Regions from separate parts of the Homo sapiens genome. Here region 1 is linked to region 2. A link is a contact called in ENCODE POLR2A ChIA-PET data. All regions are on one chromosome and are shown on one strand. Each heading gives the region's core, a stretch centred on a gene start or an enhancer-like site at or near the end of the contact. The rest is flanking DNA. Distances are from core to core; before and after follow the strand shown. Region 1 holds the start of LINC00260 (long intergenic non-protein coding RNA 260). Region 2 overlaps LOC124904488 (a long non-coding RNA gene).

Region 1 (7,600 bases), core at 1,679-4,178, 200 kb after region 2:
TTGTCGGCCAGCATCTCTTCCCTTCCAAAGGCTCACTACTGATGGGCAGCCCTAGATCCTCAGCTTCAGGACAGACACGCAAAAGGATCTGTGTGGGGTCCTCTGAGAGGAGAGGAGTCAAATGACCTAGACCATGGGACACTATTAGCATAGTCCTTTAGCTCTGGGTTGACCCTAAAGCCCAGCCTGCCACCCTCTATCAAATGGGCAAGCTTCAGCATAAGGTCTCTTGCAAGCACTAGACCTGACCCCAGGGTGGGAAATGCTCAGTTTTTCCCTACCCTTCAGAAGGAAGGAGTTAGACAATATCAATATGCCAACATACCCAGCATTCACTTAATATAGCTTCCTCACACTGCCATTATAGGAATAGATGCTATCTGGAAGGGTCTTTGTAAAAGAAACTCACCTTGTTATATCTCCCCCATTCAAAGTGTAAGGCCATGGTGGGGAATCTGATGGTTTCATGTGTAAAAATGACAATAGTCTCTTGATGTCTGAGCATCTTTTGCAGGATTCAGACTTGCTTCCTGACAAGGAGGAAGCAATAATTTCTTCAAGCCTCTTCCCTTCTTGCAATTTCTGAAATGGGATAGAAGCCACCCCTGCTGCTCTTATGTCCCCTGTCTATAGCCCCACAATAACTTTTATTTTTTCCACTTTCCATGCATCAATTGTAACTACTTTCTCCTGGGTGAATGCGCTGATCTAAGCATTGATAATTCTGTCTTCCCCTGCTCTCACCCCCCATAGCTTTATTGTTTTAATCCTGAGATTTTCCATTTCAAAAACACTGTAAATTCCAAGATCTCAAGGGTGGTCTCCAGAAAACAGGCGTATTTCTCTCTGCTGATTGGCTAGAGATCTTCAAAATAAGTTTCACTGTCTAAAACTGGCCTTGCAAATGTTTTAGAAAGTTCCCCAGTCGGCCAGGCATGGTGGCTCACGCCTGTAATCCCAGCACTTTGGGAGGCCAAGGTGGGTGGATCACCTGAGGTCGGGAGTTCAAGACCAGCCTGACCAACATGGAGAAACCGCGTCTCTACTAAAAATCCAAAATTAGCCGGGCGTAGTGGCACATGCCTGTAATCCCAGCTACTCGGGAGGCTGAGGCAGAAGAATTACTTGAACCCGGGAGGCAGAGGTTGTAGTGAGCTGAGATTGCGCCATTGCACTCCAGCCTGGCCAACGAGAGCTAAACTCTGTCTCACAAAAAAAAAAAGACTGGGCGCGGTGGTTCTCACCTGTAATCCAGCACTTTGGGAGGCCAAGGCAGGTGGATCCCCTGCCTTAGGTGAAACCCCGTCTCTACTAAAAATACAAGCCAGGCATGGTGGCACATGCCTGTAGTCCCAGCTACTTGGGAGGCTGAGGCAGGAAAATCGCTTGAACCCAGGAGGCGGAGGTTGCAGTGAGCTGAGACCACACCATTGCACTCCAGCCTGGGTGACAGATTGAGAGTTGTCTCAAAAAAAAAAGAGAAAGAAAAGAAGTTCCCCAGTCAATCCCACCTCGTTAGTGTATAGGAGAGATAGATGGAGTGAATATTCTAAACTATATACCTGGTAGGAACTTATCCCCTATAGGCAAGACAACAAATAGAAAAGTGGAAAAGAGGCCGGGTGCGGTGGCTCACGCCTGTAATCCCAGCACTTTGGGAGGCCGAGGCTGGCAGATCATAAAGTCAGGAGTTCGAGACCAGCCTGGCCAACATAGTGAAACCTTGGCTCTGCCAAAAATACAAAAATTAGCTGGACGTGGTGGTGGGCGCCTGTAATCCCAGCTACTCTGGAGGCTGAGGCAGGAGAATCGCTTGAACCCGGAAGGCTGAGGTTGCAGTGAGCTGAGATCGCGCCATTACACACCAGCCTGGGCAACAAGGCAAGACTCTGTCTCAAAAAAAAAAAAAAAAAAGAAGAAGAAAAGTGGATTGCAGACTCACTATGCACCTGACTGTACTTCCAGGCAGGTGCTTTTTCTGTCTGCCAGAGAAACATTCCAGGGTGCTGTGGCTGCCTCACCTATCCAGGGCGATGCAGCTCCCTGGGGACACAGGTGCTTCCTGGGGAGCCCTGAGCACTTCTCCGTGTTGCTGGCCTCACATCCAATTGGGCAGGCATTGGAGTCCGGGCACTGCCTGGAGCTCACCAGAAGGTGCTTTACAGTGGTCCTTGGTTTGTCTCTCAGAGGGCTTGGTCCCCTCTGCTGTGAGGCTGGACTGCAGCTGTGGTGGCAAGTGACCAGATGTCACTGAGCAGCCTGACCATGGTCTAGGTGGTGCTTGGATGCATCCACTTGGCTTCCTTTGGTCATTGAGTTTCAAGAAGAGAAACTCCAGGAGACGGCTTGGCCAGGATCAGGCAAAAACAATCATGCCGAAAAAGTGGCAGAAAAGCTTGAAGGTCTCTCAGTGAAGGAGGAGACCAAGGAGGATGCTGAGGAGAAACAATAAATCGTCTTATTTTATTTCCTTTTCCTCTCTTTCCTTTCCTTTTTTTAAAAAAAAATTTACCCTGCCCCTCTTTTTTGGTTTGTTTTTATTCTTTTGTTTTTACAAGGGATGTTATATGAAGAGCTGAATTAAAAAAAAAAAAAAGAAGAAAAAGAAAAGTGGAAAAGGGCTAGGTAGGGAAACGCTAGGGTTCCTTTTCCCTCTCTCAAGTTCCTCCTCTCAGAAAGAAAATTTCCAGCGGGACCTACACAAAGTGCCTCGTGGCATCCAGGCATCCAGAATCCCCACGCTCACTCCCTACCCCACCCCACACTCCAGGCTGCTGACTCCAAGTACCCATAGAACCTGGCGCCTTTGGCTCCCATCTCTAAAGCCCCCAGTGCTTTCCTTTGGGTCTGCTCTTTCCAAAATAACCTGTCTTTGCTTTGTTTTTCTTCAGGATCAACCACTTCTACTATGTGATTTCTTTTCTCCTAGCCAAGATTCCCTCAGTCCAGTACCTCCTTGCTCCTTTCCAGTCTTCTGTCCTGGGAGGCTGAGATTTATGGGTCTTCCTTGCCCTCCACTACCAATTTCTATTTCCTTGACTATGCCCCTCTCTACAAGGTCTTTTTGGTTTCACTGCCTACATAGCTTTAGGTATACTACCTTTCCGCATTGTTGGAGCATGAGGCAGTTGGGCCAAAATGGCATTAAAGCCTAAAGTGAGGCATGTTCAAGATGCCACAGTGACCAAATTCACGCCATCCAGGATGCACCTGACTCTGGAAGCTGATGAGGCTAATGATGCTAACGTGTATCCTGGATCCCTGAGGTCCGCTCCCAACATCAGCCCTTCAGCCTCAGCTGGGTTCTAACAAAACCCCCTGCCACCTCCACGTTGATCTTTGTTGTCATTCTCATCGCAGTGCTTTGGTATGGGAGGTGTTAGAAAACTTAGAGACTAGAATTGTGGAGGTTGGGACCTTGTAACTCCAATAAGCACTGAAGAAGGTGTCTCTACAGTCCCTTCTTCCATGGAGCTGGAACCCCCGCACCCACCCCAAGTGTAAACCCTCTCCTCCTGCAGGTTCAAGCTCCTCAGTCCCAGGGAACTAAAACTGAATAATGTGAGGAAGCAGTGATGTTTCTGCTCAAACTGTGATCTGGATCCAGAAACTAGCCCTAAACAGCTCATGGCTTCTCAGGAAGCTTTATAAAAGGACTGTCTCACTCACATTCTGCCTACTTTCCCATCTTCCCTCCTGGGAAAATGAAGTCCAGTTAATGGAATCAGCACCTTTCCTTCATTCCTGGTAGATTAACCCTTGGCATTAAGCAGATAGATATTTCTAAGATTATTCTACCAGATTCATGAAGGCTAAAGGGAATTCCTTTTGATTTTGTCCTTGTTACTTAGGGGTCAGGGATAAGGATGGTAGAGTTGATTGAGGCCCTAGATCAGGACCATTGTCAGAAAATGAATGGCATGGCCGGGCGCGGTGGCTCACACCTTAATCCCAGCACTTTGGGAGGCTGAGGAAGGCAAATCACAAGGTCAGGAGTTCGAGACCAGCCTGGCCAGCATGGTGAAACTCTGTCTCTACTAAAAATAAAAAAATTAGCTGGGCATGGTGGCAGGTACGTGTAGTCCCTGCTACTCAGGAGGCTGAGGCAGGAGAATGGCTTGAACCCAGCAGATGGAGGTTGCAGTGAGCCAAGATCGTGCCATTGCACTCCAGCCTGGGTGACAGAGCGAGACTCTGTCTCAAAAAAAAAAAAAAAAAAAAAGGAAGGAGGGAGGAAGGAAGGAAGGAAGCTGGGCACAGTGGCTCACGCCTGTAATCCCAGCACTTTGGGAGGCCAAGACCGGCGGATCACGAGGTCAGGAGATTGAGACCATCCTGGCTAACACAGTGAAACCCTGTCACTACTTAAAATATAAAAAATTAGCCAGCCTGGTGGCGGGTGCCTGTAGTCCCAGCTACTCAGGAGGCTGAGGCAGGAGAATGGCGTGAACCCGGGAGGCGGAGCTTGCAGTGAGCCGAGATCGCACCTTGCACTCCAGCCTGGGTGTCAAAAAAAAAAAAAAAAAAAGGAAGGAAGGAAGAAAATGAATGGCATTAATTGCCTCTGTCTCTGAGGAACAGGGCACTGAAAACCAGAGGCTACTTGTGTAAGCCTCGACCTGTAGCTGTTTCAACCACCACCAACCAAAACCTCTTCCTCCCCCTCCCTCAGTCTAATTGCCGAGTTACTGTCAGCATTTCTGCCAGACATTTCAGATCTCTAATGCATTAATGCACTTAGTAGCATTCTCGATAGTGGGCTTGGCCACTGGGTTCTTGAGCTCCATTCTCAGGGAGCCTACCTACTTCAGCCCAGGGAAGGGATAGCTCAGACAAGATACCCAGAGGAGGATGAGCCCAGCAACTCATGGCCCAGGGGTCTTTCCATCATGGCCATTTGTATATTGGCTACTAAATGGCCCCTGTTTTTTATTTAAACACATGAGTTATTTTCCTGGAAAATCCGCAAAAATACGTAGTCGGTTTAATTGATTTAGAGGTTCCTGAGCCTTCAAATTCAGTAATACATAATTTGCCTTCAGAATCTTCAATTGTTTGCCTTATTTTTAAGAGTACAGGTAAAAAGGGGCCTGTAGGTGGAGGTTGCAGTGAACCGAGAGTGTGCCACTGCACTCCAGCCTGGGCGACAGATTGAGATTCCATCTCAAAAAAAAAAAAAAAGTACAGGTAAAAACAACGAACAATCGCTGTCTAGCTGTTAGGAGTGATGGAGTAGGGAAAAGTCCCTTTACATTTTAAATACTCTTGGCCCCCTCTAAACCTCAAATGCCCACTGTGGATTCAAAGGGAAGAAAAAACTAGATTCTGGCTGGGCGTTGGGACTCCATGGCAAATTGTTCCCTAAGTGAAGTATGATATGCAATTAACGTTTTTCTCCTTCTCCTCACCATTGCTTTTTGTGGGAGGGAAGCTCTCTCTTGCTCTCTCCTGTCCCCTTTTCCCATCTACTTCCATTCCTGCTTCCCCAACCTTCCATGACCCTCCCTTCCTCTTTCTTCACCTCTCTCGGACTGACTGTGGAGCAAAGCTGTCTCACTCTCTGATTCTTTGCAGATCGACGTAATTAACACATTCCAGACGGGAGCCTCTTTTAAGGGAGTCCTAAGGCGACAGAACATGGGTCAACACCTTGATGTAAAACTTGTTCCTAGTTCATCCTATGTAGCAGTTGCACCAGTCAAATCTTCCCCCACCACTTCTGTTCCTGCTGTTTCATCTCCTCCTATGGGCAGTGAGTGATAGTCTATTATGATGCATGATTTGCTAAAATGACCACAAGAGAGCACGTGGCATCCACTTTAACCAACCATGGTTATCTTTTCCTTTTGGTTTTTCCCTTTGATATTTTGACTTAAGGGAAGAAAAAGACAAAAATCCTACTCTAAAACCAGACTGTGTGCCCTTGTATTTTATTTTTGTAATGTAGAAAAGCTATTAAACCTTAACTGTTTTAAAGACAATAATTCTGTTTTCTGATTGTTCCTCTGCATTGCTCATTTCTTCCTTTTCTTGAGTTTTGTTTTGTTTTGCTTTGCCTTTTTTGTTTGTCTGTTTGTTGCTTTGCTGGGATATGTTGTTGTTCCTCTCTTCTCCTCCTGCTCCTTTGAGTCTGAACTCTACCTCCTAAGCTTAGATGTGAGGTTAGGCCAGAGGAAAACCCAAGAGCTTTCTTTACATGGGGGCAAAGTTTGGGATCTTTTGAGGAAAGGTAGGAAGGGAGCTAATGTGCCCATGGGTGTGTTTTGACTAGTGGACCTGTCATAATTGAGCCAGTATTAAACTTGGTCAATAATAATAGTCCATTTGGCCACCACTGTATTGCTGACTGGCAATTTTAGCATAAAAGTTGTAGCTGGCTGGGCACGATGGCTCACGCCTGTAATCCCAACACTTTGGGAGGCCAAAGCAGATCACGAGGTCAGGAGATCAAGACCATCCTGGCTAACATGGTGAAACCCCGTCTCTACTAAAAATACAAAAAATTAGCTGGGCGTGGTGGCGGGCACCTGTAGTCCTATAGCTACTCGGGAGGCTAAGACAGGAGAATCACTTGAACTCAGGAGGCGGAGGTTACAGTGAGCCAAGTGGAGAGCCACTGCACTCCACCCTGGGCGATAGAGCAAGACTCTGTCTCAAAAAAAAAAAAAAGTTGTAGCTATAGGTGAAGAAAAGAAAGTAGTTCAGTTCAAATGTATATGGTTGAACATCCCCGTTATTTTACTTTTCTGGGACTCCGGTTTAAAAATCAGTTAATCTTGGCTGGGTGCTGTGGCTCACACCTGTAATCCCAACTTTAGGAGGCCGAGGTGGGCGGATCACCTGAGGTCAGGAGTTCAAGACCTGCCTGGCCAACATGGCGAAACCCTGTCTCTACAAAAATACAAAAATTAGCCGGGCAATATGGTGCGTGCCTGTAATCCCAGCTACTCGGGAGGCTGAGGCGGGAGAATCACTTGAACCCGGGAGTCAGAGGTTGCAGTGAGCCGAGATAGCACCATTGCACTCCAACCTGGGCTACAGAGTGAGACTCCATCTCAAAAAAAAAAAAAAAAAGGCCAGGCACAGTGGTTCACGCCTATAATCCCAGCACTCTGGGAGGCCAAGGCAGGTGGATCATAAGGTCAGGAGTTCAAGACCAGCCTGGCCAATATGGTGAAACCCTGTCTCTACTAAAAAATACAAAAATTAGCCAGGCATGGTGGCACGTGCCTATAGTCCCAGCTACTCAGGATGCTGAGGCAGGAGAATCGCTGGAACCCAGGAGGCGGAGGTTGCGGTGAGCCAAGATGCTCTACTGCACTCCAGCCTGGGTGACAGAGACAGACTCCATCTCAAAAAAAAAAAAAAAAAAAAAAACGAAGAAAAAAAATCAATTAGTTCACATGAAGGTACGAGAAATATACAAAAGAGTCAAAATAACATTTTTTCTTCATTTACTAAACTTTTAGGAGTTTCTGAAGAGGAGTGCCTTTTATTTTGCTTCTCCTTTTCTCTAGTTTGATTGTTTCACCAATAGCCAGCACTTATTTTGCACATAAAGTTTCAGGAAGCCCTTTCTCAGCCGGACTTGCAATTGGAG
Region 2 (7,230 bases), core at 2,019-4,518:
CCATGCAAGGCCGGGCGCGGTGGCTCACGCCTGTAATCCCAGCACTTTGGGAGGCCGAAGTAGGCAGATCACGAGGTCAGGAGATCGAGACCATCCTGGCTAACACAGTGAAACCCCGTCTCTACTAAAAATACAAACAAATTAGCCGAATGTGATGGCGGGCGCCTGTAGTCCCAGCTACTCAAGAGGCTGAGGCAGGAGAATCGCTTGAACCTGGGAGGCGGGGGTTGCAGTGAGTTGAGATCACGCCACTGCACTCCAGCCTGGGCAACAGAGACAGACTCCGTCTCAAAAAACAAACAAACAAACAAAAACAACTTCCTGCGCTCTTCTCCCCTAGGCCCAAGCAACCGCCATTCTACCTCCTGCCTCTGTGAATTTGACTACTCTGGGTACCTCATAAATTTGAGGAAGTGGCTCTATCATGATTTAGTTAACTGTTCTCTTAGGATTGATTACACAGATTGTTTCTGATTTTTCCTTATTATCAGTAATGTGGCAACAAATATATTTGTGCAACCAGTTTCTTTGTGTGGTTAGGATTATTCCCTTGGGATTGTCAGAATCAAGAATTACTGAGAAAAAAATAACCTGAACATGTTTAGGTTTTTGATGCATATTATCAGTTAGCTATCCTAAAGGATTTTAGTGGTTTATGTATTGCACCTGAAGCATTATATTAGCAATGTATAAACTTGCCTGTTTCTCTGTAAACTTACCACCACTGGCTTGTAAAAAAATGCATTGCTAATTTTTTAGGCAAAAATCGATACATCATTGTTAGACTAAAAATTTGTTGTGGCAACTGGAGTTTAGTGGAAAGAGTGCGGAACTTGGAGTCAGATCTATTTTTGGAAGTTGAGTATAGAGCAAAATGTCCCCGGAACTGAAAGGAGAACAAATAGCCACTCTTTTGAGCAGTTAGGCCCTAAGTGGGCTGGAAGAATGAAAGGAAAGGGAAGGAAAAGAGACTGATCTTTGTATACTGGGCACTGCCTTAGGAGATGGGAAGTTAAAGTCAGTAAGGCAGTCCCTTGATCTGTTCACAACTGAATAGATTGTGAAAAACAAACAAACAAATACGCCATTTTACAGATGAGAAAACTGAGGATGGGAGCTATAAAATAACTTTTGCAAGATCATACAATTCATCAGTAATGATATGAACTGCTAACAGCAATATATAGACTGCTAACCCCTAGCTAGACACTGTGCTAAGTACTTCATAAAGATCATCTCATTTGCTCATTACCTCCCCAAATCCCCATGAAGCTGGTCCTATTTGTTCCCATTGTATAGACTTCCCAGCATCACAGAACCCAAAGCACACTTGGGCAGCCTGCCTCTGCAATTTGATGCCAAGGCCTGTATGCACACCCTATCGTCTCTCACAGCACTGGACACCCCATTGCAGACAACACGGGGGCTCCTAAATGCCTCCCTCTGTTTGCTCCAGGCTGTTTCCTCTTCTGGAGACACCCTTCCCTATCCCCCACCCTTTTTTGGACTTGGCTAACCCATTCATAAGGATCAGCTCAGAATCAGCCCTGCCCCCTGCACCCCTGCCTCACCACATGCATGCCGTAGGTGTCCCTCTTACATGCTTTAGTGGGTAGACCTATTGCAGCACTTGTCCCACTATAGTGTCATTGCGTATGTGCCTGTCTCCCCAGGGAGATGCCTTTCAGATTATAGGCTGTGTTTTTATCCCAGTATTCCTTTACCTTAGCACTCCTGGCACACAATAGGCCTCAACAGGTGTTTGTGAATGAATGCTGTCTGTCATTCAAGCCCAGATTTGACCCATTCCAGAGACCGAGACTGAGGAATTTCCAGCAAAGCCGAATAAGGCAGAGTGGGAGGATGCACCGAAGCTGGAGCCCTGGGATCTTCTCCTGGGGATAACTCTGCAATCTCTTGAGCCAGCCTGAGATTTTCCATTCTCCACACCTTCACCTTGAGACCAATAGGACTTCTCATAAAGAACCTGGGGTGCTCAGGAGGGAGACTCTATGGAGGCACAGAACCTTCAGCCTGGTGGGAGGGCAGTAAATTAAATTTCTCTGCTAACAAGCTCATCCCGGAACAGCCTCCCCTACAGACTGGTCCTCTGGGAATAGAGACCTGGCTGTTTTCTTTTTCTGCTGTCATAGCCAGTTGCTGGCTGAAAGTGCAGGAGGCCCAGGAAGCTGCTGGCACACAAGAGGAAAGAGAATGGGGCTTGGGGATGGGGGTGAGGGGTTCAAATGCTGCCTAGAACCTGCCACTGGCAGGTTCTCCAGGGAGGCTGGGGAAGCCTTCTAGACCACAGACCACCAGGCCCAGGGCGTGAGATTCTAACTTCCCTCAGAAATGGGCCCACACAGGCCAGGTACACTGGCCCACACTTGTAATTCCAGCACTCTGGGAGGCTGAGGTGGGAGGATCACTTGAACCGAGGAGGTGGAGGCTGCAGTGAGCCAAGGTCATATCACTTGTACTCCAGCCTGGGCGACAAAGTGAGACCCTGTCCCTAAAGCAAACAAACAAACCAAAACCTGTCAGTGACTTACTGTTTGATATCCTGGTCATCATTATGGGAAGAAACAGAATTCTTGGTGTTCCTTACTCTAATTTATCTCTGGTTTAACTTTATGTTATGGGGATGTGGGGGCAGTGAGGAAAGCACCAGTGTCTTTTTACGGCCCAGGACATCCTAAGTACCTTACCCCAGTCCTGGCAAGCTTGCAGGACATGCTAAAGATGGGAGCCTTTAGTTGGCATCGCTTACTTGGCCTGGGATGAAGTCTTGACCTCCCATCTGGAGCTAAATGTCCAAGCCAAGGGGCATCTGGGGGTGGGACTGCCCTTTGCCCAGCCACGGCCTTGTGGGCTGATGGCAGACAGTCATGTTCTTATGAGCCACTTCCCCCAATGGCTGACATTTCATCTTTGGAGAGGAAAGCTACCAGAGTCAAAGAGGGAGGCGGGTAAGAGAGGACTAGGCTATACCTTGCACGATTAGTCTTTCATAAGTAGTGTTTAAGGATCAGGATGAAAAATTAAAAAAGCAAAAAACAAAACCAGCAAGCCAATTCCTCTCAAGAAACTTCCCTGAAAGAAAAGGGAGGAAATCAATATTTAATTCAGACTTCATTGATTTGCAGTTTGGGTACCACACTCAGCACTCGATTCTGTCCCGGTTTCCCAGTAAGAGATTATGGAGTCCCTGGCAAAGGATACTAAAGGGCCTGAGGGAAAGGCAGCGCCAGGGAAGAGAAGCCGGGAACTTTGTCTTGAGTCAACTTTCCCCAGCTGCTCCCTGCCCCAGTGTGGGGCACCTCCCCTCCCTGAGGGCTTCGCTGAGCTGGGAGGGATGAACCAGGCCTTCCTTGGCCCACTCCCCTGCCTCTGAGAAGAGCAGCAGCCAAACCCCCCCTCAAAGAGCTGTGTGCACTTGACACAAACGTGCACTCTCTCTCTCTCACACACACACACACACACACACACTCACACACCACTCCTCCACTCACATACCACACCTACAGACACTCACATAAGCTCACACAACACACACACTCTCACACACACTTGCACACCACTCCTACACTCACATACCCACCTAGACACACTCACATAAACTCACACACCAAACTCCCCCCCCACACACTCTCACACACCACTCCTACACTCACATACCACACCTACACACACTCACATAAGCTCACACACCACACACTCACACACTCACACACCACTCCTACACTCACATACCCACCTAGACACACTCACATTAGCTCACACACCACACACACTCACATTAGCTCACACACCACATACACTCACATTAGCTTACACAGCACACACACTCACATAAGCTCACACACCACACACTACATTAGCTCACACACCACACACACTCACATTAGCTCACACACCACACACACTCACATAAGCTCACACACCACACACTACATTAGCTCACACACCACACACTCACATTAGCTTATACAGCACACGCACGGCACACACACTCCCACACACACACCCTCTTACGTACATTCACATACACTCCATACCACATACACTACACACACATACACCACACACACACACACACAAAATGCCCTAACTTTACTTAACTAGCCTAAAAAAAAACCCCTAATTTTTCAAAGATACAAACTGAAGTATCTAGGAATGAAAAATCATACCTGTAACTTACTCTAAAATACTTTGGAAAATAAAAGACCAAAAAAACTTAGCCAGGAAACTTCAAAAGTTCACAGTTCTTTTCTTTTTCATTCCTCAGGCCTTCTAGCTAATCTAAGCTATCTAAAGTCTAGTCTAGGCTGCGCGCAGTGGCCAGACCTGTAACCCCAGCACTTTGGGAGGCCGAGGCGGGCGGATCACTTGAGCCCAGGAACTGGAGACCAGCCTGGATAATGTGGCGAAAGCCCTACAAAAAATACAAAAATTAGCCAGGCATGGTGGTGCATGCCTGTAATCCCAGCTACTTGTGGGGGCTGAGGCAGGAGGATTTCTTGAACCCGGGAGGTCGTGGCTGCCGTGAGCTGAGATCATGCCATGGCACTCCAGCCTGGGTGACAAGGGAGACCCTATTAAAAAAAAAAAAAAAAAAAAGTCTAGCCTAAATCCATGTTGTTGCAAATGAAGCATGTGCCATTCTGTTCCAACACTGGATGGCAGAGAAACTGGCTGCTCACCCCCCCACCCCACCCCCACCCCAATACCCAAACAGATGGGAAGGCAGTGACTAAATGCTGGAAGAAAAATTGAATATCCCCACGAACACATGGCCAAGCTATCAATCAGCCACTCATCAAATTCTGTGGCAGAGCCGCCCTGCTGGTGAGAGGGGCATGTAGGGTGGGACAGTAATGACAGAAATATGGAGAAGTATGATTTGAGCACCTCAGCCTTCTCTGTCAGCATGCAGTCTACGTGGGGAAATAAGCTCAGAGCACCCAGGATCAGAGAGCTCCAAGTCAGCAATAAATGGCCTAGTGGGTCAGACCATGATTTTTTAAAAAATTAATTAAAATAAACAACACACAAAATTCTCTCCTAGCACTTCAGAGCTTATACAATTTCCAATGCTCTTCTCCATCTGTTGCCTTAGTTGGTTCTTGTTGAGAATACTATAAAATGGTTATGGTTGGAATTTTGTGTCTCCATTTTACAGATGAAGACACTGAGGCCCGGGAAGTTGTGTAAATGAGCAGCATAGAGTGGTCAATGGCAGGGCTGGGACCAACACCCATACCACTCCCACATGGCTATTCTTTCTTGCAACTTGAGAGGGCTTCTGGATACGCCACCCCACCGCCACCACCGTGAGCCCAGGGCTCAGAGCTGGGCAAGCTCTAGGCAATCTTCCTGAGCTTTCTTCCTCTCTCAGCCCAGCAGCAGATGCAGCCAATATCCAACTACCCAATCCTTCTCAATATCTATGAACCCTCTCAGTGATCTGCCTCTGATCCCCTCCAGCACACAGAGTTTGTGTAGGTGAATTTGTATGGGAATGTATGCAGTGGAGACAAGAGTCTGGAATCCGAAGGCCTGGGTTTTCAGTCTGTCTCTATGTTCAGTTGGCTGTTCTACCGTGGAACCCCAAGTCCTCTTTTTGGCCCCACTGGTTCCTCTGTTCTTCTCAGGTCTCCTTTCTAGCCTCAGGAATGTGCCGAAACTCAGAGAACTGCTTGTTCTCTGAAAAGCTGCCACCACCCACACATCCCCTGGGGTTCTCCTCTTTCTGTGCAGTAGGATGCTGTCCCCCCAGTTCTCGTTTCCCTGCTGCCCCCATGCAGTAGGATGCTGTCCCCCCCAGTTCCTGTTTCCCTGCTGCCCCCATGCAGTAGGATGCTGTCTGCCCAGTTCCCATTTCCCTGCTGCCCCCATGCAGTAGGATGCTGTACCCATTTCCTGTTTCCTTGCTGCCCCCATGCAGTAGGATGCTGTCCCCCAGTTCATGTTTCCCTGCTGCCCCCATGCAGTAGGATGCTGTGCCCCCAGTTCCTGTTTCCTTGCTGCCCCCATGCAGTAGGATGCTGTGCCCCCAGTTCCTGTTTCCTTGCTGCCCCCATGCAGTAGGATGCTGTGCCCCCAGTTCCTGTTTCCCTGCGCCCCCATGCAGTAGGATGCTGTCCCCATTTCCTGTTTCCTTGCTGCTCCCATGCAGTAGGGTGCTGTCCCCCCAGTTCCTGTTTCCCTGCTGCCCCCACGCAGTAGGATGCTCTTTTACCATTTCCTACTTTCTTACTGCCCCCAAAAACATGTAGATAGGTGGTTCCCCTCATCAGGAGTTCACTGCTCATTACTCAGGGGAATGGATGGGAGATTAAATTATCAAGCAAGGGGAAATGACAAAGGTTCCAAAATTTGTGACATGTACCTAGTCTTGGCCCCTCTTGTGTAAAGTTCTTTTGTTATTTTTATTTATTTTTTAAGAAAAGACAGGGGTCCCCATTTGTTTTCATCATCTGATTTTGTTCACCCAAGTGGGCTCTGTGACTTCCACCATCTTTTGGCCATCCCTGTGTTAGCAAAGGCCGCACTGATTCCTTTCCTCCTGCTCGTCCTGCTTCTCAGCACTTGGGCCTAAAAATGCAGGTAAGGCAGAACAGTTCCTGTCCTTCTAGCTGATATGGGTTCACTAGCTCTCTGTCTCACCCAAAAATGATACTTTCTCAGCATTTCTGCATTAGCTTGTGGCCTTGGCCAGGGCTCCTGACCACTCTAAGCCCAGGATTCCTGATCTGTGAAAAGAGGCCAAAAATACCTCCTTCCCAGTGTTGAGATAATGGACTGAAAGTGCCTTGGACATTGCAAAGGGCAATTCTATCGTGAACTTTTTATTGTACCTAAATAAAAAAGAAATGATCAATGCCTCTCATTAATAGCTATAATTTATTGAGTGCCAACTAGGTGCTGGTTACTATATTTAGTGCTCTACGTACATTATTGCAAATACTCTCAAGAACAGTAAGGAAGGAATGACCCCATTTTATAAATAAGTGATCTAAAGTATTCAACTAAGTGGTAGAGTTGAAATTTGACCCTAGGTGTGTCTGCTTGCAGTTTGTATTTTTCCCTACCCCAATCTGTGTTTTAAACAAACCCTATACCACACACAGGCTTCCGTTGCTATATTTATCACATTATATTTGTGATATCACATTGTGTGTGATACATCATTGTATCATGTACACATGTACACCTTGTATTATTACA

The links. ChIA-PET counts read pairs that join two places held with the same protein, here RNA polymerase II (POLR2A).
Region 1: POLR2A ChIA-PET joins it to region 2 with 12 read pairs in WTC11. The contact joins the promoter of LINC00260 here to the enhancer-like site in region 2. POLR2A ChIA-PET finds 5 or more read pairs at or near these places in 5 of 52 experiments (BJ, HEK293, WTC11 and 2 more).

The regions. Positions count from the first base shown.
Region 1 is chr1:203,727,649-203,735,248 of GRCh38, forward strand. LINC00260 (long intergenic non-protein coding RNA 260) reads left to right here and starts at 2,929. Exons shown (of 1, transcript NR_046213.1): 1 at 2,929-4,205. All of the region lies in intron 20 of ATP2B4 (ATPase plasma membrane Ca2+ transporting 4), which reads left to right. SNORA77 (small nucleolar RNA, H/ACA box 77) reads left to right here and starts at 1,933; the gene lies at 1,933-2,057.
Region 2 is chr1:203,523,468-203,530,697 of GRCh38, forward strand. All of the region lies in intron 2 of LOC124904488 (a long non-coding RNA gene), which reads left to right. Among named protein-coding and RNA genes, the nearest start is that of OPTC, 33 kb to the left of the region's middle. Within about 2 kb of position 3,269, at least 3 of the 41 ENCODE cell types and tissues checked have a DNase peak (open chromatin) inside an H3K27ac peak, as active enhancers do.